2 separate regions of the Homo sapiens genome follow, and region 1 is linked to region 2. Evidence: chromatin loops called from intact Hi-C (ENCODE). Cell type or tissue: MCF 10A. All regions are shown on one strand. Each heading gives the region's core, and the rest is flanking DNA. Links, peaks and the distances in the headings are about the cores only. Region 1 overlaps RORA (RAR related orphan receptor A). Region 2 holds the start of LOC124903501 (a long non-coding RNA gene).

Evidence for each region. Hi-C counts contacts between places; a loop is a spot of excess contacts. Peaks named below come from ENCODE experiments on the same cell type or tissue, not always from the same donor. Only the 100,000 strongest peaks of a DNase experiment are listed, where the experiment ranks them.
Region 1: a loop joins it to region 2, with 18 times the contacts of the local background. A loop is called at or near these places in 17 of 110 quality-filtered maps.

The regions. Positions count from the first base shown.
Region 1 is chr15:61,189,108-61,201,410 of GRCh38, forward strand. The region is part of intron 1 of RORA (RAR related orphan receptor A); the gene reads right to left. LOC105370841 (a long non-coding RNA gene) reads right to left here. Exons shown (of 2, transcript XR_007064661.1): 2 at 1-12,303. Among named protein-coding and RNA genes, the nearest start is that of RORA, 34 kb to the right of the region's middle. In MCF 10A, for the core only: a CTCF peak has its summit at 6,251; a DNase peak (open chromatin) is centred at 6,234.
Region 2 is chr15:61,829,226-61,841,528 of GRCh38, forward strand. It overlaps LOC124903501 (a long non-coding RNA gene), which reads left to right and starts at 5,470. Exons shown (of 3, transcript XR_007064668.1): 1 at 5,470-5,552. RefSeq lists enhancers at 1,388-2,253, 2,254-3,118. In MCF 10A, for the core only: CTCF peaks have their summits at 5,067 (motif pointing left) and 6,461 (motif pointing left); DNase peaks (open chromatin) are centred at 5,056 and 6,456.

The sequences.
Region 1 (12,303 bases), core at 2,052-10,051, 640 kb before region 2:
TGCCAGGTAAGAAACAGCAACCCACGAGCCTAAAAGCCATGTCTTCTTCATCTTTGACCCCTTAGTGTTTAACACAGTCCTTAAATGTCCCTTGAATAAACGCATTTTTACATTCATGATAGACATTATAAAAGATTTAAAAATGAACATGAGATGATCTTTGCCTTCTTAAGGTTAATGGTAAAATAATGGAGAACGACAAAGGAGAAAGACATAAATAACATCCAGTGCCTGTATCCACGCACTCTATTTGCTGGCTCCCACTCGGCAGCTATGGGCTCTTGTTTTTGAGAGGATCTTCTCCAGCCTGTCTATCTGGTTTCCCACCTCCTAGCTGCTCTGCAGTAGATGATTCAAAGGATGGCTGGAGAAGGAGCCCTGTGGGGCCAGCACAATGTCAATATCCCAGCAAGAAGGAGGGCTGCAGCCTCCACAGGGCCCCAGGTGCTGAAGACAGAACAGATATCTGGCCAGGTGTGGTGGCTCACACCTGTAATCCCAAAATTTTGGGAGGCCGAGGTAGGCAGATCACGAGGTCAGGAGATCAAGACCATCCTGGCTAACACGGTGAAACCCCATCTCTACTAAAAATACAAAAAATTAGCCAGGAATGGTGGCGGGCACCTGTTGTCCCAGCTGCTCAGGAGGCTGAGGCAGGAGAATGGCATGAACCCAGGAGGCGGAGCTTGCAGTGAGCCGAGATTGCACCACCGCACTCCAGCCTGGGTGACAGAGCGAGACTCTGTCTCAAAAAAAAAAAAAAAAAAAAAAAAAACCACAGATATCCATCATTATTCCAGCATTATTTATCATGGAAAAAAAACAATACCAAACTGCAAACAACCTACATGTTTGTCAATAGGGATGAATAAATTAATACATGTCTACACCAGGTGAAATTTTGCAATTTTTAATAAAAAGAATAAATGAGATTTATATCTATTGGCCTGAAGTGAAGCTCATTATATCTTTTAAAGTTTATCTGTTCCTCAAACTCCAAAAGCCTGGTGAGGCTAATTCTCATGCTTATCAATAAAAATTACTTTTCTCCGTCAATTAGTATTTGGTCCAGAAAAAAAAAAAATCAGTGTGTCTTGCTGTAAGAACATCAGTGTGCTCAGAGCTAAAATTAGGAAACACACACAAAAATAAAACCTGACTTTACAAGGGGCATTTTCCTATTAACAAAAGGGACACCAATAAGTTCTATAAAATTGATTGTTTTACACGGTGCATGGAAAGCATGATGTTGCATAGAAACTAAAGTGATATATGTCCTGCATAAAGTGAGGCCTACCTTTAAATATCAGAAGATGCTTTCCTAAAAAATAAAATCATGAGATAGATTACATAAAGAGTTCAAAGGACGCTGGGCATGGTGGGTGGCTCAGGCCAATAACTCCAGCACTTTGGGAGGGCAAGGTGGGCAAATCGCTTGAGCCCAGGAGTTTGAGACCAGCCTGGGCAACATTGCGAAACCCCATCTCTACAAAAAATACAATGGGAGTCTAAGGGAGGCTATGGGAGGCTAAGGGAGGCTCAGGTAAGGAGGATCTCTTGAGCCTGGGAGGCAGAAGCTGCAGTGAGCCAAAATGGCACCACTGCACTCCAGCCTGAGTAACAGAGTAAGACTCTGTCTCAAAAAAAGAAAAGAAAAGAAAAAAAGAATTCAAAGGAGAACTGACATATCACCCAGTGGGTATATTACAGAATGCTTGCATGTATGTGTGTGTGTGTATGGTTTTATATATATTTATATAAAGTATAAATGCTTTTGCTTATATATATGAATCTCATTTTCCCACTGGCTTTCCTTAAAAACTAAACAAAACACAAACACCTTACTGATCGTTAGTAGCTCGTAAGCTGATTTTTAGCCTTTCAGCTGAGAGGAAATGGTCCAAAAAAAAAAATACTAAATGCATCAGGGAGATTTTTCATACATTCACATTTCCATGTGGGAAGCAGCATTATATAGTGGAAACAACATAGTCTTTAAAACAGAAGAGATTTGTATTGAAAGGCTGGCTCCACCGTTACGGATTTGGGCAAAGCTCTGAACCTCTGTTTCCTCATCTAAAGATAGGAATAGCTGCACTTTCCTTGCACCATCATCATGCGGAATGGAAACACTACACATGAAGCCTCTGGTACAACTCTTGGCAGAGTACACACTCAGGAATTGTCATCTGTATTATTATTTCACAAGCTGACATTTTTTAAAGGAAAGCACACCTAGGCTGCCATCTCCTTGTAGCAAAAAAAAAAAAAAAAGAAAGAAATCAGTTCTGATCAAGGGCACATCTAATAGTTGAGAGTGAAATGTGAAATGGGAAGATGACACCACCACACAACCAGCCCCTTCCTCATTCATTTAGATGTGTCCCAGGACACCACAAGGCTGGCTATTGTACTTCTTAGGCTGTGTCAAAACCATTTTAGTCAAGCCCAGTGCTTTGCAGATAAACACATTGCCAACCTTTAAAATATTCATCTTCCCCTCTATCGTTCCTTCCAATGGAATTGAGACACTGACTGCTTATTGGTTCTCCCTTCCCAAACAATAAGAACAGTAAAGTGGTACTCATGCAGACGCAGCACACATAGTAATCCAAGGACAACTCTGTCCATCAAGGAAGCTTCAGCAAGACCCAAGGTACCAATGGGCTCATTTATGATTCTGTGTCCTCACATTCTGTAGTCTCGCATCTGTTCTGAAAATCTGATGGTTTATAAAATAACAGGAATATTTAAAAATTAGGTCTGTAGAGTGGGATAGGTCTGAATGTCAAATACTATTGCCATTCAAGCTTCGCTTCTCTAAGAAAAGCCTGCCTAGAATGAAGATACAACTGCTGTCCAGGCTTAATCTAAACCTTGCTTAATGGTGCACAAGGTACTTGGGTTGACAGAGCTACGTGTAGATTTTAGGCGGTAGCTCTCCATAGAGCATGTTGCATGCAAACAGAGGTCGTGTCAGCACATGTCACCCTTAACCAACACGGTGCTATTTAAGTAAGTGCCAACCTGCAGTTTCAGCAATTGTGATTTATTGAGAAGGGTGGTGTGAATAATGCGGAGGACTTGACCATTGGCCTTTAATTCCTCTCATTTAGACAGGCTGCTCTTCGCTATAAAATAGTCATTCTGTAAATTAATGTGTTTTATTTTAAAAGTGACATGTTGTACTGGCTTATGCCTAAAGGCAAATTACTCTGGATTGCCAGTTTCCTAACCAGGCTACAAGGGATCCAGCATACTCTACCCAGAGTAGAGGAAAAATCTATACAATCAGTAAAAGATGACAATATCTACCATCCGCACCCAAGACCCAGGTACCCCATTCACCAACAATGACATACCTGCTACAAAATAAGGGGTACAGTGCTCAGTAACTGAGGACCTCTCTGCAGCTCAGCACTGGGCTCTGCCTCATCTACCAGGAAGCACCCCAAAGACAGTGTCTGCCACAATTCACTGTGGTCTACACTGCCCTGAGACCCAAAGCCAGTCAGGCAGTGAGTGAGTCTATTGCTTTCCCTTGGTTAGCAATGAATAATGATTTATGGAATAGATTATAATGCACACTGCTACCAGTACACATCCCAACCTACCATGCTCCTCACTGAGTATGTGATTTGTTTCCTAGAGACTTGAGTTCACCTCCCAGCTCTGAGACTCTGGTTGTCAGAGAGTTCCAGTGAGACCCTTAACATCTCAGTCTACATTTTCTAATCTGTGAAACGGAGCTAACACTTGCCTTACAGGGCTGTTGTGAGGTCAAACAGACAAGGTACCTATGGCAGTGATTGGTCAACAGAACAGTGTTTGCACATACTAGTTGTTGCTATTCCTATTATCTTATAACTCCTTGGCACGAAACCTTCAACGACTCTCTGTTATCAAGTGAATAACAATGAAACTCTAGCCCAACAATCAACGCCCTCACCAGCCCCTATTCTCTCTCCTATATCTTTCAAACTCCCAATAGGAACCATCTATTCCAAATATACGTCATTTTACTTATCCCCGAACACATGATGCCAATTCCTACCCCTCACACTTTGTTTCTACCATCCTGAAATACTTGTACTTCTGTCTTCAGCAAAGCTTAGCCTATCTAAATTCTATACTTTCATAAAACAATAATATATTTTTAGAATCTATATGTGTTCCACAAGAATAGGCACAAGACCCAGTCCTACCACTGGGTGTACTACATCCCAGCCCTGCACAAAGTTATACTGCTGCAGGGTGGAGAAGGAGGTGTCACATGAACCAGCCTAAGCTAGTGAGTATTTTTTTAAGGATTCATTATAGAAAAAGTTAGACTTTTTCCCTTAGGTCTCTTGCTGTAGAGGAACTGCCTGTGAATAGAGAAAAGCCAACACAGGAACACTTTGACTCCCTGGATCCAGCCCTTCCTGAAGTTTGATCTCCTCCTTAAACTTTCTAGTTATATGAGCCCATTAATTCTCATCTTTACTTAAGATAGTTTGAGTCTGTTTTTCTCATTTGAACTCAAAAGAGCTATGACCAATACCAATAATAATAATAGCAGCTCCATTTGCTTATGAAGAAACATCATGTTAATTGCTTTACATATGCAATATCCTAACAATTCTGTAATTTTACAGTTGTGGAAATTGAGACCCAGAGAGGCTCAATCATTTTCTCAAGGTCACACGAATAGTGACAGTGTCAAGTGTCACCAGTCCCAGCTTAATGCATTTCCACCATATGCCACCTTGAGACACTAACCTTAGCGGATGGCTCCAGGGGCACGTAGGAAGGGTTGTTGCTCTTAACGCGGCCCCTTTTTCAAGAATTGCTGTAGTTGGAAGCAGCTCCACAGTAATTTCCTATAGCCCTGGGGAGTATGCTTTTACCAATGGCACCTCTAGATGCCCTTCACTCTCTCTTGCAGCAGGGCCAAGACTGATAACGAATGGCCCGTGGGAAGCGCACGAAGTCCAACGTGAATCAACGATAGCACTAATGAAATTGCTTCAAGTTCTAGAGCAGAAGGTAAACTGAATGCCTTTCAGAGACATTTGAACTTGTGCCCTTCCAAGTTCCCAGAGAAGAAAGAAAATGCACATGGGGTGCAAGCCAAGAGTAGGAACAAGCCATCACATATTTCTTATTTTTACTTAAAATCTGTAACACAGGCCGGGCGCGGTGGCTCATGCCTGTAATCCCAGCACTTTGGGAGGCAGAGGCAGGAGGATCATGAGGTCAGGAGTTTGAGACGAGCCTGGCCAACTTGTTGAAACCCTGTCTCTACTAAAAATACAAAAAAATTAGCCGGGCGTAGTGGTGGTGCATGCCTGTAATCCCAGCTACTCGGGAGGCTGAGGCAGGAGAATCGCTTGAACCCGGGAGGTCGAGGTTGCAGTGAGCTAAGACTGTGCCACTGCACTCCAGCCTAGGAGGAAAAAAAAAAAAAGCTGTAACACTTCCTCACTTCGACCATATTGGTGGAGAAGGCAGTATTCCACATACATCATTCCATAGACAATGGCCATTTGTCTATTTTTTCACGGTTCATATTTTTGAATGCAACATTGTACATTTCAGCGTGGCAGTAAAAGGGCTTCCTGAACCTTATTTCATCATGGCCTAAGGCTTGGAGGTTATTAGGTGGTATAGAGGATTTCTAAAACACAGGTAGAGCCACACGGCCTGGGTTTGTATTCCAGTCATATAATTTTCCAATCGTGTGACCTTGGGCAAGTTAATTAACCTTTCTAAGCTGGCGTTTTCACCTTGTAATATAGAGATAATTGCAGTACCATTCTCATTGAAGTGCTGTGAGAATTAAGTCAATGCAAGTAAAATGATTAATATAGCACCAGAACAAAAAAAAAAGCCCTTTAGTTGCTGTTGTTGTTAATAATAATAATATTGTTAATGTTGTTATTTCAACATCACCAATTATGATTTTTTTGTGACACAGTGATGTCTTTAGGATCTAAAGAGGTATACAGGTGGATTTACCTTATCCCAAAATAGCCCCGGTCTTTTTAAAAAATGCATTCTGTAGTTCTTCTGACTCTGTAAGATTTTAGGTTGTCAGCTGTTACTGCTGTCAGGATGGATGTTACTTACATTCAGCTTCCAATATATAATACAGTGCAGCCAAGCTCGTGAAAGTTATGCATTAAACAAGATTCATACCATTAAGGGTTGCAGTAACTCTCTCAGCCACTAGAGGTCTACTCCACATTCATGGGTTCGCTCTTCCCAGAGGTCTGCAGGTCTAGCCAGAGCTCCATGCTTCAACAAACCAAACCACACTAGATACGGCAAGGATTTCCTTAACCTGGCATTCACAGTTCTCCACAGAGGGGTTCCGATCTACAGTTCTAATCAATCCCACTATGTATTACACACAAACCATGACTCCCAGAACAAATGCATATTCTCATTGTTTTCCACATGGACCTCAGCCTCTTCATCTCTGTGCTTTGACCCTACTATTGACCCCATTGATAAGCAGTTGCCGGCCTTCTCCACACACAACCCCCAGCAGTCTTTCCACCTGTCCAAATTTTCATCCTTCCAAAACTGGTCAGATCCACATTTATAAGAAGCTTACCTAGTGATCTATCTTCTCCTTTGAACTCACTGAATTTTAGGTCTATACCACTCACTAGTCAATGAGTCACAGCCTATTTGTGACATTTCTCGTATTACTCTGTGCCTTTATTTAACTCAGGGCCTACTGACACTTTGCCTCTTCATCTAGATGGTAAGCTCCTGAGGCCACATCCCACGAGTGTCAAAAGGGACGAAATGTCTGACCACTTACTGAGCACCTAATATGTACGTGAAAAGCACAATGTTGGTCATTTTATAATCTTGATCAATAAGCCTACTTGACAGATATGTCTATTCCTTTTGCAGAAATTGAGCCTTAAAGAGACAAAATGACTTGGCCCCTAAGGCCTCACTGCTATTTTAGTAGCAAAACCCACAATTGCTTTTGCACCAACCTAATAGTAAACCAAGGGTCACAATTCAAATCCAGATCTGACCCCAAAAGTTACGTAATTTTGCCCCATTATATCACATCTATCCAATATTGCAGGCAGTAACTACTCAATAAATATTTAGGGGTAACTTGAAGAGCTGGGTAGCAGCTTATGCTGAATAGCTGCAATATCAGACTATCATCAACCAGTAGCTTGCATCACCAATCCTCAGACCCCCTGAGTCCGTGTGACAACTTAGCAGCTCAGCAGTTTACCTGATAAGCCAGGACTATTTAGGGATGGAAAAGCCTCCTTCTCCAGCATTCCAGCAGTTCTGAAGGTCCTGTGCCTGGCCTCACAAGCCCATTACAGGTTGCAAAGATCTAATGATCTTCTCAGAAGGAAACTGAGGAGACAGGAGGCACTGAGAAGCTGCACAAGCAGCACTTGCGTGATTCTCAGAGAGTACATGAGGCTAACGCACACGCTTTCCCTGCTAGCAGCTTTGTAATTCCAGTAGCACTACGACTCAGTTAGCCATAATATTATGAAATATGTCTCAAACAACTGGATTTCATTTCAAACAGCATAAATTAACAAATTGCACATGTGCACAGAGCATCTGCTTACCTAATAATTAAGATATTTAAAAAGTCACCTAATGGCACCAAAGTCAGAATAATGGAATAATTGTTACAGTGTTTTAAAAAAATTTTAAGACACATAATCCAGTCACCCGTGCAGCGCATCAAACGGAGGGCTGCTTTTTCCTGATCTCTTTGAGCACCGTGTTTGGATTAGCATGATGTGAAAAGCAGCAACTGCTGTTATGTAACTAAACCCTGCATATACAGTTGTCAGTCTGGGTAAATTTAACTCTGCAGGTTTAAGGCAGAGCTTGCTTGCCAGAGCAGAACTTAGGAAACAACAAAAATTTAAAGACATATTGCCCCAGGGACCACAGGGGAAAGCCGATGAGGGAGCTGTTCAGGCAGCAAGGTGCAGAAGGCCAGCGTTACTTCCCGGTGCCACACCCGGGCCTTAGCCCCCTGTAATAGCTGGTTTGAAAACAATGACTACTGACAAGAGCATGGTTGTTCAATTACAAAGCTGTCTGCATTTTCCCTCTCCCTACATGGCAATAAAGGCACTTAGGGGGCCTAATGTAGTTTGGAAAGAAAGGCACTGAAACCCAGAATCAGGGGGAGACTTTAATAACAGGTTGCCTTACAGGGAGAACAAAGTGGATCCCGTCTCCAGGCAAGGGCTCCCCCGTTCCCATGGTGTGGAGAAGCCTGCCAAGAGCCGAACCGCGGCCTGAGTTCTAAGCACCGCCGGTCATGTGGCTCACGAGGAGCCCATCCATCTTCCTGCACCTCAGGTTTGCCAGATGGAAAATAAGGGATGAGGGTTAACTCTCTGGTGGTCCCTTCCAAATCTCTCATTTCTCCCTCTGGTTTCATTGGCAGATCTATATTCACTACAGACAAGGAATAACTCTGTAGGTAACCTCTCATTCTAAACCGGGCTCCGTCAGGTGAGGCTGAGAGAAGGACATTCACTGGGAACCGTCAAGATGTCAAAAAATATCAATCCCATGGGCCATGTTTCCAATCCTCCTACCTCCTACCCAGACGAACTCATTACGAAACAGGTTTGTCCTGGATCCCATCCAAAAAGACCTGGTGAAGTCAAGCACAACGAGGAGGTTCCCACTTCTCAGGTGTCTCTCCATGCACATCTCAATGCCTTAGGGAGAGGGTATAACCAGGGAAGAGCCCACCACCACACGCTGAAGGGAAGATCCCTCCCAGGGGGTTCAAGGGAGGCTGGAGAGTGGTACTGCTTTGGCTGCTGCTTGTTTTGTGTGGTATCAGGGACATATTCCACAAGGATGTGAGTAGACTCGAAGAGATGCTCAAATGACTCAGAGCATTTGAAAGATTTTCCACTCTGTTTTATAAACGCAACAGGGCCAGACTAGAGGAAGCAAGTGAGACGCTCATCTCAGGCGCAGGATTTAAGGGGATCCCAAACAACTCAGCCATCTAGATAAATAACATTTTAGTGCAAATTTAAAAAAATTGATATGGATGCAAACAATCCATGATGAGCAAAATACCAAAATGTTAAATAAAGAGAGCAGCAGTCTAGGTATAAGCAGACAGCCAGGTTCTTTTAAAAGAGTGGGTCTGGCTCGTGTAAAATAAACCATTGTAACATCTTCCAATCCCACTTTAAATTTAGATCTAGGAAGATAACCTAGATCTAGGAGACTTGAGTGCTGATGATTTACCCACATTCTCATCTTTGTCATATCCACATCTGCATTTGCTAAACATTCTCATCATGGATGTTCGGGAATGAGCAATACCAGCCGCAGAATTGTACTAGGAGGATATGCCAACAAAAGGTACGCAGCTTCCATCCTTTGAAACTAGACTGAACAGAAATTTTCAAGGACGACTGTAGGAAAATTCATGTCCTGGAAAGAAGTATTACCCAAAAATGTTCAATTCTAAAACGATATTTCTTTGAAATAATTATTTATTTGAGTAGAGATAAAGCTTTGGCCTGCATTATATTCTCTCAAAAAAAAAAAAAAAGACAACTACTATATATACTGATACCTATTTATTTTCTGGAAGTGTAGTTCAGCTGATGCCACCCCCAACTCAAAAACCTCAGAGGGCTCCCGACTGCCTGTAAACTTAAATTCAAATTCCAGAGCCCAGTAATCAAGAGGCTTACTCTCCATACTAATTCCTATGATTTCCCTTAACTCCTCCTTCTTTCACTCACCCGCCAGCAGCCCTGTCCATTCTCCTTACCCAGGCTTTCCAGCCTTCCTGCCTTTGCTGAGGCTCTTCCCTCCTAGGAGCAGGAAGGCCCTTCTCTCACCACCTGCTAGCCCATCTCTCCTTTTCTAAATCTTATTCATTCTTCCCATCTCAATTCTAAAACTGCCTTCTCTGCGAAGCCTTAGAACTCTGTTAGGTGCTGAATTATCAGACAAAGAAAAGTTAGCAAGTGATGGCCCCAAGTAGCTTTTGCATTTTAATTTAACCCTAAATTAACCCAAATGCTTAATTTACCAAAAATGCCTCATTTTCAAAGCATACTGATTATTCCTTCTCTGCTCTCGGGAGCAGTGCCAATAGGGGCAGGAAAGAAAGGGAAAAAAAAATGAGAAAAAAATAAAGCTTCTTTTCCTCATGGACTCCTGGAACAAAGCAGATATTCAATAAATGAATACACGAACGAATCCAATTTTTTATGGACAAGAAGTTAGTCCAATGGCCCCAGGAATCAGATACAGATGTACAAGATAAATATTCTCTGTATCCCAAAAAACCCACACAAAGAAACACACACTACTCTCGGCCCAAGCAGGGAAAGAAAGAAAAATCCCGTTTTGACTCCTGAGGCTTAACTGGGATTCCCAGCTCTCCCAGACCTGTGCTGCCTGCCCTGGGTGATTTGTTTCCGAAACTAAGGACCTGGTGCTCAAAGCCTGATTTTCTCCATGCAAAGCCATTCAAAACCATCTTAGTCACACAGATAGAAGGTGAAAATATATTGCAAGCAAACTACTGGACTGAGGTCTAGTTTATCAAACCAATTACACTGAGATGTTATGGGAAGGGGGGGAAATGTAATCACATATGACAAGGATTATCAAAACTGCTTACACAGTAAATCAGGAAACTGATAACAGGCTGACAATGGCATATACCTGACTGAGGAATTTCAGGATTCCCCAGGCTTGTAAAACAGAAATAACAACACAGAACGAGCTGTGCCGTGCTGTCGGGGACTGGGATACACCTGGGTGAAGGGTGGAGGGTGAGAAAGGCCTGGGACAGGTGAAGCAAGAGTCTGTCTCAAGGACCCTTCTCCAAGACCTTGTTTTGCAGGGTGCCCTTTCTTGTTACACTCTTCAGAAACATCTTAATGGGTCCTGACCTTGGTCAACACAGAATTAGAGCAGTAAGTCAGGGGTGACATGAGGAAACTCCTTGGGGAACAGAAAGAGACACAGAGAAATCAAAGTTGTGGTAAGGACTGGGGTCTATCAGAGCTCCACCTTGACAGGAGAGTCGGGAAAAGAGTCATTCTGCTTCGTTTCTGGCATCAACTGACTTTCTGAGGAATGGCCTAGAAAGCTATATGGGGCTTCACGAGTAGGGACGTGCAGGCACACTGAGAAGCTCTCGCTCCTTTTTGGACCCTGCCTTTCAGGGTGTTGAGAGGCCATCCAGGGCAGGCAAAGGCATGCAGAGTGGTGTCATGTTGTACCCCAAATAAAAGGGCAATAAATTAACTTTCTGGAACATAGAGTCACCGCAGGATCCATCGGGGCCCAGAGCAAAAGCAAACTGCAGGAGATACCAAATGAATCACTGACAGACAAGACACCAAAATAGAGGCCCTAAATAAAGCAACTGACCTGGAAAAGGAAATAAATACCTACATTTTAAAGGAGGGCTCTCCTAGTCTTCCCTGTGCCTCACTAGGTTTGGGGTTTTGTTCACAATTGTGGCACCTTGAAACACTCTAAGAAGTTTGGCTGACTCAGGAGGGCACAGGCTTAAACTTTATCAACATCGGAGACGGCCGTGATTTGCATCAAGTTCAATGCTGTCCTTTTGGCAGTTGTTGCACTTAATTGAGTGAAAAAAGCTGTCAGTCTAATGCCCCAATCCCAAGGTAGATTCACTCTGAACTAACCATCTGCCAGGGCTTCTCCCAGGGTAGTCAACACTTATCATCCAGAGGACTGGATTCACTTTCTCATAATTAGATCATTCCTGAATTAAATTGACGGTCCCAGGGAAAAAAAAATGCAAAGTGTGTTTTGAGACCAGAAAGCGGAAGCCGACTTGTTTTAACAAATGCAGAAGACTACATATTTTTCCACAGCAACAGAGTGGCAAATAAATGACTTTTCCTAAATTAGGCTGCACAACAATTATTATCTTTCATGCCATCCTTTGAATTATATTCAGGTTTTTATTTGGAAAGTTAAGGCATTTCTTGGAAGCTCCACACACAAACCCAAAGAATGGGTAGCTAGCTGTTCACAGTCCCAGGTACCCAAGCAAAGTCAGGCCAGGCTGACCAATCTTATCAAATGCTGTGAATGTCAAAGTCTCTGTGCATTTGCTGGCACACCCATGAACCTGCTCCTCACTCAAAATAAAGGGAAAGAATTACACGCAGTTTCTTGTATCCCAAGGTAGCCATTTGTTGGAGAGGCCTGGGTTAGGGGAGTCAGGTCAAACAAACCACTAAGACATAAACCTGGAACCAGGTCCCAAAAGCA
Region 2 (12,303 bases), core at 1,955-9,954:
ATGCCTTTTCTAAGGAGAATTATCAGCAGGCCTTTGTTGGTGGGGGCTTCTCATTCCTGGTTTGTGAGGTCATTCTTGTGGACAAACAGAATAAACCAGAATTTGGCCCGCCAGGGACCTCGAGGCACCAGGCCAGTTCTGAGCTCAGTTTAATTTCACCAGCCACAAATCTTTCTCAATGTCATCCAACACATTACAGGCGCTTAATGAATATTAAACAATAACAATAACAAATCATTGTCTTCAACCTGCCGAGCCCCCTCTTAGTACTAATGCCAGAACTTGGTTGGACACTTTTGGGAGAAAATCCTGCCCATCTCCTTGGCATCCCAGCCCTGCACCCAGGGGCAGAGAGCTCACAGGCTACAGTGAGGACAGGTCACCGCCCACAGCAGGGGGGTAGGGCGTAGGGAGGAAGCAGGGAAAAGATACACGGCAATGGCCCCGAGCTGCTGCCAAGCATGACCAGAGCCTCTGTGCCTGCGGTCGGTCCATGAAGCCTGCCACCATCAGCCAGAATGCCTCCTCCTGCCCAGCCACCATTGTGACCCAGCTCCCGCCATCCAGGAGGGCCAGACTCCACCTCACCTGTCAATGCTGAGCTCTTGGTCATGCCACCTGCATCAAGAAAGAGCTGATCAGGAGGAAGCACTCTCCCCTGTGTACCCTTGGACCTGTTCGAGTTCGGGCCATGCACACATATTATCTATCAAAAAAGCTACATTTAAAACACTTTAAAGGGAGGACTGAAAAGCTGCATGTAGGTGAGATAGGTCAGACAACTGTGTTTTCATAGCAAAGCTGGCCACTGTGGAGGGAGGAGAGGTAATGCAAATATTTGTTGAATTTGATTTTCTTCTTCATAGTTAACCTGAAAAAAATCCTGGTGGGGCTACATATGGCAACGTGTGTTTTGTCTTAGGTCCCACCCCTTCTATGTGTGGATTTCCAAGTCAAGCAGAATCTTCACCCATTACCAATGAATGTGCCCCACCCTGGCCTGGACTCCTCTTTCTCCCGCTATGCACAGGAAGGAGGATGGAGGATACAGGAAATCATTCAAGAAGAAAGATTAAAAAATAAAAGGTTCAGAAGAGGCAGGAAGCTAGAGAAACCAATGTGAAGAAGATGGAAAATGGGAGAACGTGTCACAAAGAAACAGCAAAAAGAAGAAACCCAGTGTTAATTAGGCCCCGGGGCCCTCAGTCACCCACGGTAAGTGGTAAATTAACTTCTCTCCGCTGCATCTGGAATGGTCCTAGTTATGACTATGAGAGCATCGAAATAAGTGGACAGGTGCATCCCGCAGATGCAAGTCCAGCCGTCCTGAAGCAGCAGAGCCTCTCACATGCTGCAGGACAGACACAAGGAGCCTCCAGCCCAGCACCCAAAACCCAGGAAGTGCCTGATAAATACTTGTTGATGGGAATGAAGAGCAGCCAGGCATCTGCAGATTTGAGAAATGCCAGGGATGGTTGCTGTCACTCAGCCAAGGGATCCAGAGAACCAATGAGGCCTAGATCTAAAACCCATCTGACTGCCCCAATTAGCCTGGAAGCTCCAGGAAGTCAGCGACCACATCTCAGTCATCACTGCAGCCCTGGCCCCAGCCAGGGCCTGGAACAGGAGGCATCTCCCCGTGTCATCTGACTCTGCAGGGAGGTGGGCACCAGCGCAGGCTGAGGGGACACTGTGGGGAGGGGACGCTGTGAGTGTCCTCACCTGGAGCTCCAATGGAGAACACTGAGAGTGAACCACAGGCAGCCAAGGCCAAGGCAAAGCTTTGAGCAGCACAAGGAAGCAGGAGGAGTCGTGGCCCTCTTGGCCCTGCCATGGGGCACTGCGGGAGTGCACTTCGGTTTGGAGGTGGTGGGGGTAGGGACACCCCTGAGGTATTTCCACCCACATTGCCTATGTTGCCCAACCAGCTAGATGGCCACCTCGCGGAAACTAAGGAAGCTGTGGTTTGTGTGAAGGGAAAGGTGTCAGGAAAGTGTGGCACCCCACAGGGACCCCAGTGTGGGGCAGCCGCTGGGCCCCACCGGGAATAGGAGACTGAGGAAGAAGGCCTGCAAGGTCAGAGCCCACTGATTTCAAAACCCAAGTGGACTTCATTCCTGAAAGGTAACGTCATGGCCCCGTGGTGAGGACGGATAATCTGTCCACACTGCCAGTTGCTCCTCACCTGAGGGGAGAGGCTCGGTGACAGGGGCAGGAAAGGGACGACTTGGGAGCTACTGGACAGAGCTGGCACTGGACTGAGCCCACGGAGCAGGCTGTCTGCACACACTACCAGGTCCCAGACACACCAGCTGCAGCCACTAACACTGGCAGAGCCCAGCAAGGGAGGCAGCAGCAGTGGTTTTCCTCCTTCCGTTACAGATTTCTCAATCAAGGCCCAGAGAGGTAAACTAATCTGCTCAGGGTGGCCTGGCTAACAAAGGAACAGAGAACGGTCTCAGGTTTCTTGCGCTGCTCCTCCTCTTCTCGGCATCACACTGCCTCTCCCAGGGTGGAGGCGTGGGCACTCGCCCTCACTCTCTCCATCTCTCTCCCAGCAGATGCTTACAGGGTGCCCCGTTGTGGAGGGCACAAGCTGGGCACTGCGAACAGAGCGCAGCCCCTGTCTGTGTGACCCACAAGGTCCACTGGCCCTGGGGTGGGGCACGGGGCAGCATCAATCCCTAGTGGTCTTGGCTTTCAGTCTTTCAGAGCCTCCCCTGGGGCACTGCCCCACCTCTGCCGAGAGTCCAGCGTTCACTCATCCTCCCCCAGGGAACTCGAGGCTTGGGGAGCTATTAATAAATACAGTTTCCCCTCCACACACCTTCATCAATCAAGCGGCAAGAACCTGGGGTAAGGCACAGCTCCAGGAAGCCCCAGCTACGATGAGCAGATAGTACCTGGGCAGGCCTCCTTTGCACCCCTAGGCACCAGCATGGACCTGTCTTAATCACCAGGCCCCGAAGAATGACACAGGCCTCCACAGCTCAGGGAGCTCCTACAAATGAGGGCTCAGGTCAGCTCTAAAGACAACTGCCCTATGCCCTAGAATCCTCTTGACAGAGGCACAGTCCTTCTGTGTCTCTGAAGGTCATGCCGTCCTTCAGGTATTGGATTGCAGTTTCTAAAAAGACCTAGGAGCTGTATCTCAGGTGAACAGTGCTCCCAGCCAGGCAGCCCGATCTGAGCCGGAGGCCACAGCCACGTCTCCCTCATCTTCGTAGACCCAGAGCCACAGGTTCACCTCTGAGCTTTGTCACCACCTACCCCTTCCCTGGTGGCCACAGTGACATGTCTCCCAGCTCTTCCCAGCTCCCTGAGCAGAAACAACTGTCCAGCTCATCTTTATTCCCTACAGTAACTGGTCTATGAGCACGTGATAGATATTTGTTAGAAGAGGATTATGGAACGCTTTGGTTGATAAAGAAAGAGGAATAATATATTCCTTGAGCTACATGTTTCTTGATTTCTTTCTGGGTGTACTGTGGAGAGCCCATTATGTTAGTTCATTTAGTTCTGACGACAATGTGTTGATGTGGGTAATACTATTATCCGTATTTTAGGAGGAGGAAGCTGAATAATAGGAAGAGCCTGGGCTGGGTTTCAAACCCAGCCTGCCTATCCTGGAGCCACATTCTCAGCCAAATGTAGAGCCCTGCTTTTCCCTATCAAAAAAGAATGGATTCCCAGGGATCTGTCTTTTTCTAAACATCAGCATGACTCTGTTTCATCTTAATTGCCTGGCACACAGTAGGTGATCTATAAATGTCTAGGAAAGATTAATAAATGAATGTCATCAATGTCGATGAAAAAGCAAATATTGAAGGAAGAAAAAATTTAAAGATGGGCACTCTGTTCTGAAGCATTATCAGCAATTTCATGGTGTGTGTTTTTTGTGTGTGTCTCATACGCAGACACTTGCAGGCACACACATACCACACAAGTCTATGATCTCAAGTTTGAGAAAGTGAATATTAATTACTTCTACAAAAAATATTACAGGCTTTTCTATCCCCCAAGATGTGCTTCAAAACTGTACCCATGTTGCAATTCAACCTTCCTTCTGCTAATCTCACTATGCCATTTAAACTTCTACTGTCTTTATACGGCGGCGCCAAGGGTTTAGGCAGAAGTGTAAGAGATGAGAGCCCAGAGCTTCTACATGGGCAACAGTGGGATCTATCCTGGATCCTACCCTTTCTACCTAACCCGGGAACTTGGTAAGGTCCTCAGTGTCTCTAACCATGGCTCACACACTCCTTCAGGTCTAGCTGTGTTGTCTTTGTGCGTGTGTGTGTGTGTGCCCGTGCAGCGCATGCACACCCAAGAAGGTCCAAACTATTCCCAAATTTAAATCTTTTCTCTCACCATAACCCTAAATACAGCATGCACATTAGAAACATATATCCAAATATGGGGTTCAATAATGAACCATTGCCTCATCAGACATTATTTCCTCCAAAATGTATACAAACACTTAAACCACTCCTTTTATTAAAAAAAAAAAAGAGCAAAAAAATGAGGACCAACAATCTATAAAAGGAAATTCAGATAGAGATGGGGGAAGTGGCAGTGGTTTTGCAGTTTCCAAAGGTGAGCCTCCAAGGGACAGAGCTCACTCAGCATCTGCCAGCTAATGAGGTCATCGTGATCATTTCTTTGCTTTAAGAGACAGGGTCTTGCGCTGTCACCCAGGCTGGAGTGCAGTGGCGCGAACTCGGCTCACTGCAGCCTCAGCCTCCTGTCCTTAAGTGATCCTCCTGCCTCAGCCTCCCAGAGTGCTAGTACTACAGGCGCATGCCACCATGCCTGGCCCTATGGGTGGATTTGACTTTGGCCACTCAATGCTCCTTGGAAAAGCCCCCTCTACTTCAGAATCCAGTATCCCCTTTCCTCACCACCTCCCAGCACTGACATTTAGAGTTTTCACAAACATGAAGTCCACACCACTCTAAACAAACTCTTGGATGCTCCATTTTGCTCACTTTGGCAGAAGCTGAGCTTTCTGTCCCGAGATTGAAAGAGGCACGAAGCTTAAGTCACTCCGCCACCCTGTGGCCAGCGAGAGAACTGCACGCTTCCCGCGGGACAGAGGCCGGGCTCTGGAACAATGAGCTCACAAGCCGCACACAATTTTTAAATCCATCATAGCACCTTTTAGGAGCACCTCTTCAAAGGCCCTACAGTAGTTCTTAACTGAACTGGAAATTGCCTGCTTTCCATACAATTGTACACAAGTGTTCTTCTGTTTAAAGGGACCGATTCATCTATTTCTGGGTGCTTTGTTCTCCAAAACAGTGTGGTTAGAAATCACCCCCAGGTTTATCCAGTTCATCCTCCTGCCTCAAGGAAGGACGCCCTTCAACCCATTCAGGGAACACACGTCGCTGCCGTTTTATGAAGAGTATCTGAAGGCAGCGTCACAATCTCCTAAAACGCACCCATGTGTTTGAAGGTCAGGGGCTCAGAAGGTTTTCTCTAAAGTCAAACCCAAATTCCTGCTGCTGCAAAGACCTGAGGAAGTACGAGCAACCCCTGCTGAATCTGATGTGAGTTCGAGTCCTAATTGCAGGACTTACTTGCTCTGAGCCTTTCTGTTCTGATCTGTGACGTGAGGGGCGAGGGTCATTCTTCCTGCCCCTGCCTTACGGTTGTAGGGGCATCCCGTGTGCAAAAGCACCCTGTAAGGCTTTTAAAGTGCGGTGGGAATGTGGCTCCGGGTTATTCTCATCGAATGTTCCACGGTGTCAGAAGACATTCACAGAGGGGCAGGTTGCACAAAACGAGGTCCTTAAACACAGAGCTAGGAGGAAACAGAATGGGGTAGGTGCCGGTTAGGTGGACCAGACATATCACACCCCCCTGCTCAACTTGGGGGTTACAGTGCACGCTGAGAGCGGGCCACCGACAAACCATGAACCAGTGACCTGCTCACTGGCATTTTGAGCCGACAGTAACCCCCCTCAGCCACAGAGTGCCAGTGCAGGAGTTACTCTGGCCAGGGCAGGGAGGCCCGGGGGCTCTGTGACACAGAGCTTGCCCCGATCACGGAAGCCATCTGTCCTGGATTTTCTGGAGTTCTGGTTTCAAATATTCCAGTCTATTGTTCCAGCAAAGACACAGGGCTTTGCAGGGTCTGACAGCTGGGGTTCAGGAAATATAGCCCCAGAACCCCATCCTCGCAGCACCCTTTTGAATGGAAGAGACATAAACGATCATAAATGAAAAACCCTCACTGCGGTCTCTGAAATCCCACTCCTGAAGTGAAGGGCTCTCACTGTGGCCACCCTGTCCAGGAAGTCGGGGGGTAGCCTGTTTCGGGGTTGGAGCTGGAATCCTCCCGAGTCTGTGATTGGCCAGGACTCTCTCCTGGGACCCCACACCGGAGCCCAAAGGGCAGGATCAGAAGGGAGAGGCTTCCTTGGAGCACGGGCACAGCTGGTGGCTGGGCGCCCTCTAGTGGAAGATCAGAAAAAGACAGCCTGGAGGGATGCAAAATGAAACTCACCAAGCAAGCCAAGTGAATTTTTCTCCTGAATTTTCTTTCCCCTGCTTCAGGATTGCCAGCAGACATCTGCTTCCACGTTGACTGGTAGGCAGGCTTCAGTGCCTCCTATGATCCAGTCTAGGGAACGACCTTCAGTTCATAACAAATCACAGAAACCTTGGAAATTTTTCTGAACAGCAGCTCTCTCCACCTCCAAGAAAAATAATGAAGTTTGGTGTTTGGGCCGCCTGCCTCCTTGATGTGTTTCACACATGATTCTCCTGGTTTAGGGAACTTTCAAGTTTGGGCATCAAATACATGCACAGCCCTTTCAAGTAGGAGGTCTGAAAACCAAGACAAATAGTGGCTGTTCTTTTTCAAAATGCCTCACTTCATTTCCAAAGCATTTGGTCTTTTTATTAGTCTCTTTAAAATATCAAATCCATCCTGCAGCACACATCCATTTGAACGAACTAGACTCCAAGAATGCTTCGAGCGGATGCACACAGTCTTATTTTGTGGGCATGCACGGAGATGGGCCTACACTTAAAAATGGTGAACATTGTAAATTAAAAAATTGATATTTAGCCAGGCGCAGTGGCTTATGCCTGTAATCCCAGCACTTTGGGAGGCCAAGGCCAGCGGATTACTTGAGGTCAAGAGTTCGAGACAGCCTGGACAACATGGTGAAACCCCGTCTCTACTAAAAATACAAAAATTAGCCGGGCGTGGTGGCGCATGAATCCCAGCTCTACTCGGGAGGCTGAGGCACGAGAATCGCTTGAACCCGCGAGGCAGAGGTTGCTGCGAGGCAGGATCGCGCCACTGCACTACAGCCTGGGCAGCAGAGAGAGATTCTGACTAAAAAAAAAAAAAAAGACATGTAAATGGAGTTACATTTACATGTCACCACACAAGGGTTATTATTATGTTTATGATATACTTTTTGCAATTAATTTTTCTGTGGCTTTAGATACTGATAAAACCTATTAAACATCATAACAGTATTTGAATGTGGATATTTAACAGGAACGTTGGATCAAATTTTATAAAATCAAAGAACATTAGGATGTAGTATCTCTTACTTGGTTCCTCTGAGCACTGAGCGCCATGCCAGACACTTTACACACATGATCTCATTTAATTTTCCTAACACCTCCATGAAGTGGGTAGTATTATTTCCATTATATTGTTAAGAAAACTAAACAGAGACGCAGAATGACTGAACAGGATTCCCCTCTGTTTGATTGAAAAGTCTATGGTCTAACTGGTCCACTTTACTGCCGCCTGTGTAAGTGCCGTAAGTACAAGCAAGAATAACCCACTTCTAAACTACTTAAACCAGAGGATGCTGATCAAATGAAAAACATTTAAGACAAAAAGAATTTCAAAACAGAAAGGTTAAATTAAGTAAACGCTAGAGAGGAAAACAATGTAGTATAAGTATTCAGCAAAAGGCTTTTATACAAAGATGTTTTTAGAAAAGAAATGTGATTCTAAACAGTGTCTCCAATCTAAATTACATGAAAACATTTGAAGACTTGAAGACCAAAATCAAACTGTGCACAAAACAGTGGTACGTAATCCCAGAAAGATTTAAAACACAAATTTACCAAAATCACAGCTTCTGAATAACAGATTTGAAAACATAAAATAGATACTCACTGCACAAAGACAACTTTGGTTCTTCTTTGGTAAGACTTTGGCACTTACCAAAACATTATAAATAATGTTAAAAAAAAAAAAAAAAGAACTTCAAATGATTAATCTTAAACTTCACCTTTTCTAAAATTAAATGCCTCCAGTCTAAGGACCTGGCTGCTTGGTCTGTAAAGAATTTAATTAGCATTTATAAACTGTCAGTGTAAATATCTTTTCAAGAGACATATATGATGATTTTAATTCAAGAAGCCAATTCAGCATTTATAAAAGGTAACTAAATCCGTCAGTATGCCTGTCCATTTTTCCTTTTGCATTAACGAGACTGAGTTTCATAATTTAATTCTGAAGCATACAATTCAAGTATGTTCAGATTAATAACAATGTATATATTAATATATTACATATATATTAATATGTTTATCGCAAGATAATTAAAGTAAGAAAACTGTATCTTCCAGGTTTCAAGAGCAATGAAATTATCAAGTTCATTTAGACCTGATTGTGATTATTTCTCTCTCACCTTGGAATTCTCTAGGCCCAAAGGGTCCAGAGAAGCAGAGACTGTTGCTTCTGTGTCCCCAGCCTAGTGCAGTGTTTAGCTCATGGTGGGTACACAGTAAATGCTTCTTTAACGGATCTGTGCTAGCAAATTCTAGGGTACAAGTTGGATCCCTAGAAAGGTTTCTGCATTTCACCAAGGACAAACATACCTGTATCCTTTAAAAAAAAAAAAAAAACTCTAAGCTTATTGCAACTTGGGCTTTTTACTCATAGTTCAAACTACTCAACCTACTAAAGGACTGGAAGTGCTTTCAGAATCAACCTACTCAGTTCGCATCAAGGAGACAGACTGAGAGAGGTGAGGGCATCCCTGAGACCCTTGCCCAGACCTTCTCACTACAAAATTGCTATTCCTCTCTTATGTCTGTGGAGCTGAGGCCTCACAGGGTGCTCACATGGCAGAAAAAAACAGCTACCTCAAGATAAACAAAAATATCTCTTCTCTGTCCACAATGACCAGCCACCTGTCACATTCTCAGAGTGGGGTGACCCAGGCAAACATTGCAGCAATGCTGTGGGCCTCGCTTGATGCCATTGGAGGTGAGCTCGGAGTCCCTCCTCCTTGGCAGCTGGGAACAAGGAAAGGGGGCAGGTTAAGAAAGGGAACTTGGAGGAACAGAAGGGAAAATCAAAAGGCGGAATCAAATGCAAGAGGCAAGAGATATGTCTGTGCAGGTCATTAATCAAGCCCTCCAACATGGCCTTGTTGTGTTGTGCTGGGTCTCCCACGGGGATTCCCAGCCCCACGAAGACAAGAGCTATTCTGGAGGAAGCCATGAGGAACTTCTTTATGCAAAAGCACTCCCTAAATTCCTCACCAGAAGGACGAAAGACATGGTGCGCGTTCTCGAAGAACAGATTGGTGGGAGCTTACGTTTCCCTAGGAGGTCACTTTATCGCTGTTTATCTTTGTTTTGACAGAGATGTTGCATCAAAAGCAAAGGTTTCTAGAAGCAACAAGGTAACTGTCCAAAGCCCTGGTTAGTTAATCAGATCAGCCCCCAGACATGGGTGTTTCAGACAAGTGGGTTCTGCCTTAGAAGAGGGAGATTTCCAATCAAAATGCGTAATTAGTGGCTAAACAAGAGATGCGTAGGGCCAGCCAGCTGTAAATGCTAAATGAATGTCCATAGAAGGTCAGAAGTTTACTGAATCTGAACCAGATTCCTGTCAGGCCACACTATGTCCAGAAACATTTTCTTACCCAGAAAACCTTAGTAGCTTGGATTGCCAAAGTAATTCAAGTGAGGCCTCTGCTCTATCAATGAAATATAAAAGTTAGATAGAGCTAATTAATAGTATAAAGCATCACTTAAATTACCTTTCAAGCATTCTCAATTACCTTAGAAGAAGCAATTGACAATCATTTGGTATATGAGATATGAATCAACTTTCTCTAATTCATTAAAGCAGGTCCCCCAGAGCCCTGGCCAGACCGTACTTTGATAACCTAGTTTAAGTTATGGAAACAATTTGTACCTGAAAGTAATAGAATGGAATTGCCTTAGAAATCCCCTTCCACATAGTCTGCCATTGTACTTTTTTTTTAAACTATACTTTATAGCATTTCTATCTTAGAGGAAAAGATACCTGCATTGTACGCAGCTGTCTCAAGCCTGACTTCTTTCCAGTGTTCTCCTGGGCAGACCCCTTTCTTCCCTGGGACTCAGTTGGCCTCTCTGTAACACGAGGGGCCTCGTCTCTGAAGTTCATTATCACTCTGAGGGTGCTTGGTTCCCCATTGCTCCGGCGGCCATCAGACACCTGAATCTAACCAGCCGCTGCATTGGGGCAAAAATGTTGACTCAAATGTCCACAATCTCTAATGTCAAAACCTCAAAACCTCAAAAATGTCTTAGGCGAATCAGTTTCTCCAAAGAAAACAAATCTATATTTTTGTCTTGTTTTCTTGGCCTGACTGCCAGGCTGAGCGGAGAGTGTGAGGAAAAAGGCGACTGGGTCCTCCTTCATCAGAATACTCATTTCTCCTGGGCTTCTCCCCATGCTCAGTGCAGCTCCTCAAACAGCTCCTCAAACTGCAGCTCCTCAAACTCCTCAAACTGTCCCTCTGGGACAGGGCCTGTGTCCCAGAGCTCAGAAACTCTCTGGGTCAATTTCTCCAGGGTCAATTGCCGTCCCAGGTCCCCCACCGCCACCATCCCACACTTAGCCCTTTCCCCCACCATCTCCTGCCAATTCAGGAGAAGGGATATTAGCAGGCTGCGGAAGGCTGGGGATGTCTTAAATTTGCTCATTTTAAGACTTCGAGTTAATCCCCTTGTTTTCAGTTTCATGCAACACTCGGGATTCTCTTTATGAGTGTGCAGCATTCAGATGCTTACTATTGTCGACAGCGTCCCCCATCAAAGCCTCTGGGTTCCAGCTTTATCCGGTTTGCTAAGTCAATTGCAGTCGTTCCTCCCCTCAGTGTTGTTGACATCTCATCCACCGCGCTTACCTTTGCCGTTCCTCCACTGGCATTGGGGCGGGGGACGGGAAGAGTGCAGACACATATGGGGTGGAATCTTGCTTCCTTTAACCTGATGCCTCCAGGGTGGAATTCCTTAGGTCGTTTGACCCTCGCCTCTCTTCCCATTTTTCCCTCCTTGCCTTTTGCCAAGACCCAGAGTCACTCCAGGACCTGCTCTCTTCCTCTCACAGCCTCCTCCCTCACTGAGAGGCCTCCCTTAAGATCAGTCCCTCAGAGATCTCTGGGGCTCTGGCCTGTGAGAGAAGCCCTCTCTGCATTTTGGGATTGGCACAGCTGTGGAAGAGAAGAAACGTTCCAACAACCCGGCTGTGCTGACAAAGCTCTTCAAACACTGTCCTGACCATGAATGAGGCCTCTCTGTCTCCCTCCCTCCCTCCCTCCCTGTTCCCTTCCTCCCTTCCTCCCATCCTCCCTCCCTTTCCTTCCTTTGTTTTAAATATAAAAAGTTTCATGTACAGAAAGTGTACAAAATCTTTTTTTTTTTTTTTTTTTTTTGAGCCAGGGTGTCGCTATGTCATCCAGGCTGCAGGCTGGAACTCCTAGGTTCAAGCAATCTTCCTGCCTCAGCCTGCTGAGTAGCTACGACTACAGGCATGTGCTACCATGCCCGGCCGATTTTTGTGTTTTTCATAGAGATGGATTCTCCCGTGTTGCCCAGGCTGGTCTCCATCTCCTGGCCTCGAGTAGTCCTCCCATCTCAGCCTCCCAAAGTGCTGGGATTATAGGCATGAGCCACCCCTCCTGGCCTCCAAATTTATAACTAAAGCCCATCCTTCTCCTACCCCTTTCCTTCTCTCACCCTCTCATCCCAGAAATAATCATTTTTCTAGAGTGGGCATGTATAATTTTCATGTATGCCTCATGTATTATGTGCTCACATTTACATGATCTATATCCTTTGGCAACTTGTTCTTTTCACTCAAAATTTGCGACTTCATTTCTTACAGCTGCTATTTTCATATTCTTTTGCATGTTTTAAAATCTGCTGCTGATGGACCATTTCCACATTTTTTTATTTTATTTAAAGTGTTGCGGTGAACATCCTCGTACGCTTATTTCTCTTTTGGCTTAGACTGCATGAGAGTTCCCTAGGTTGGGT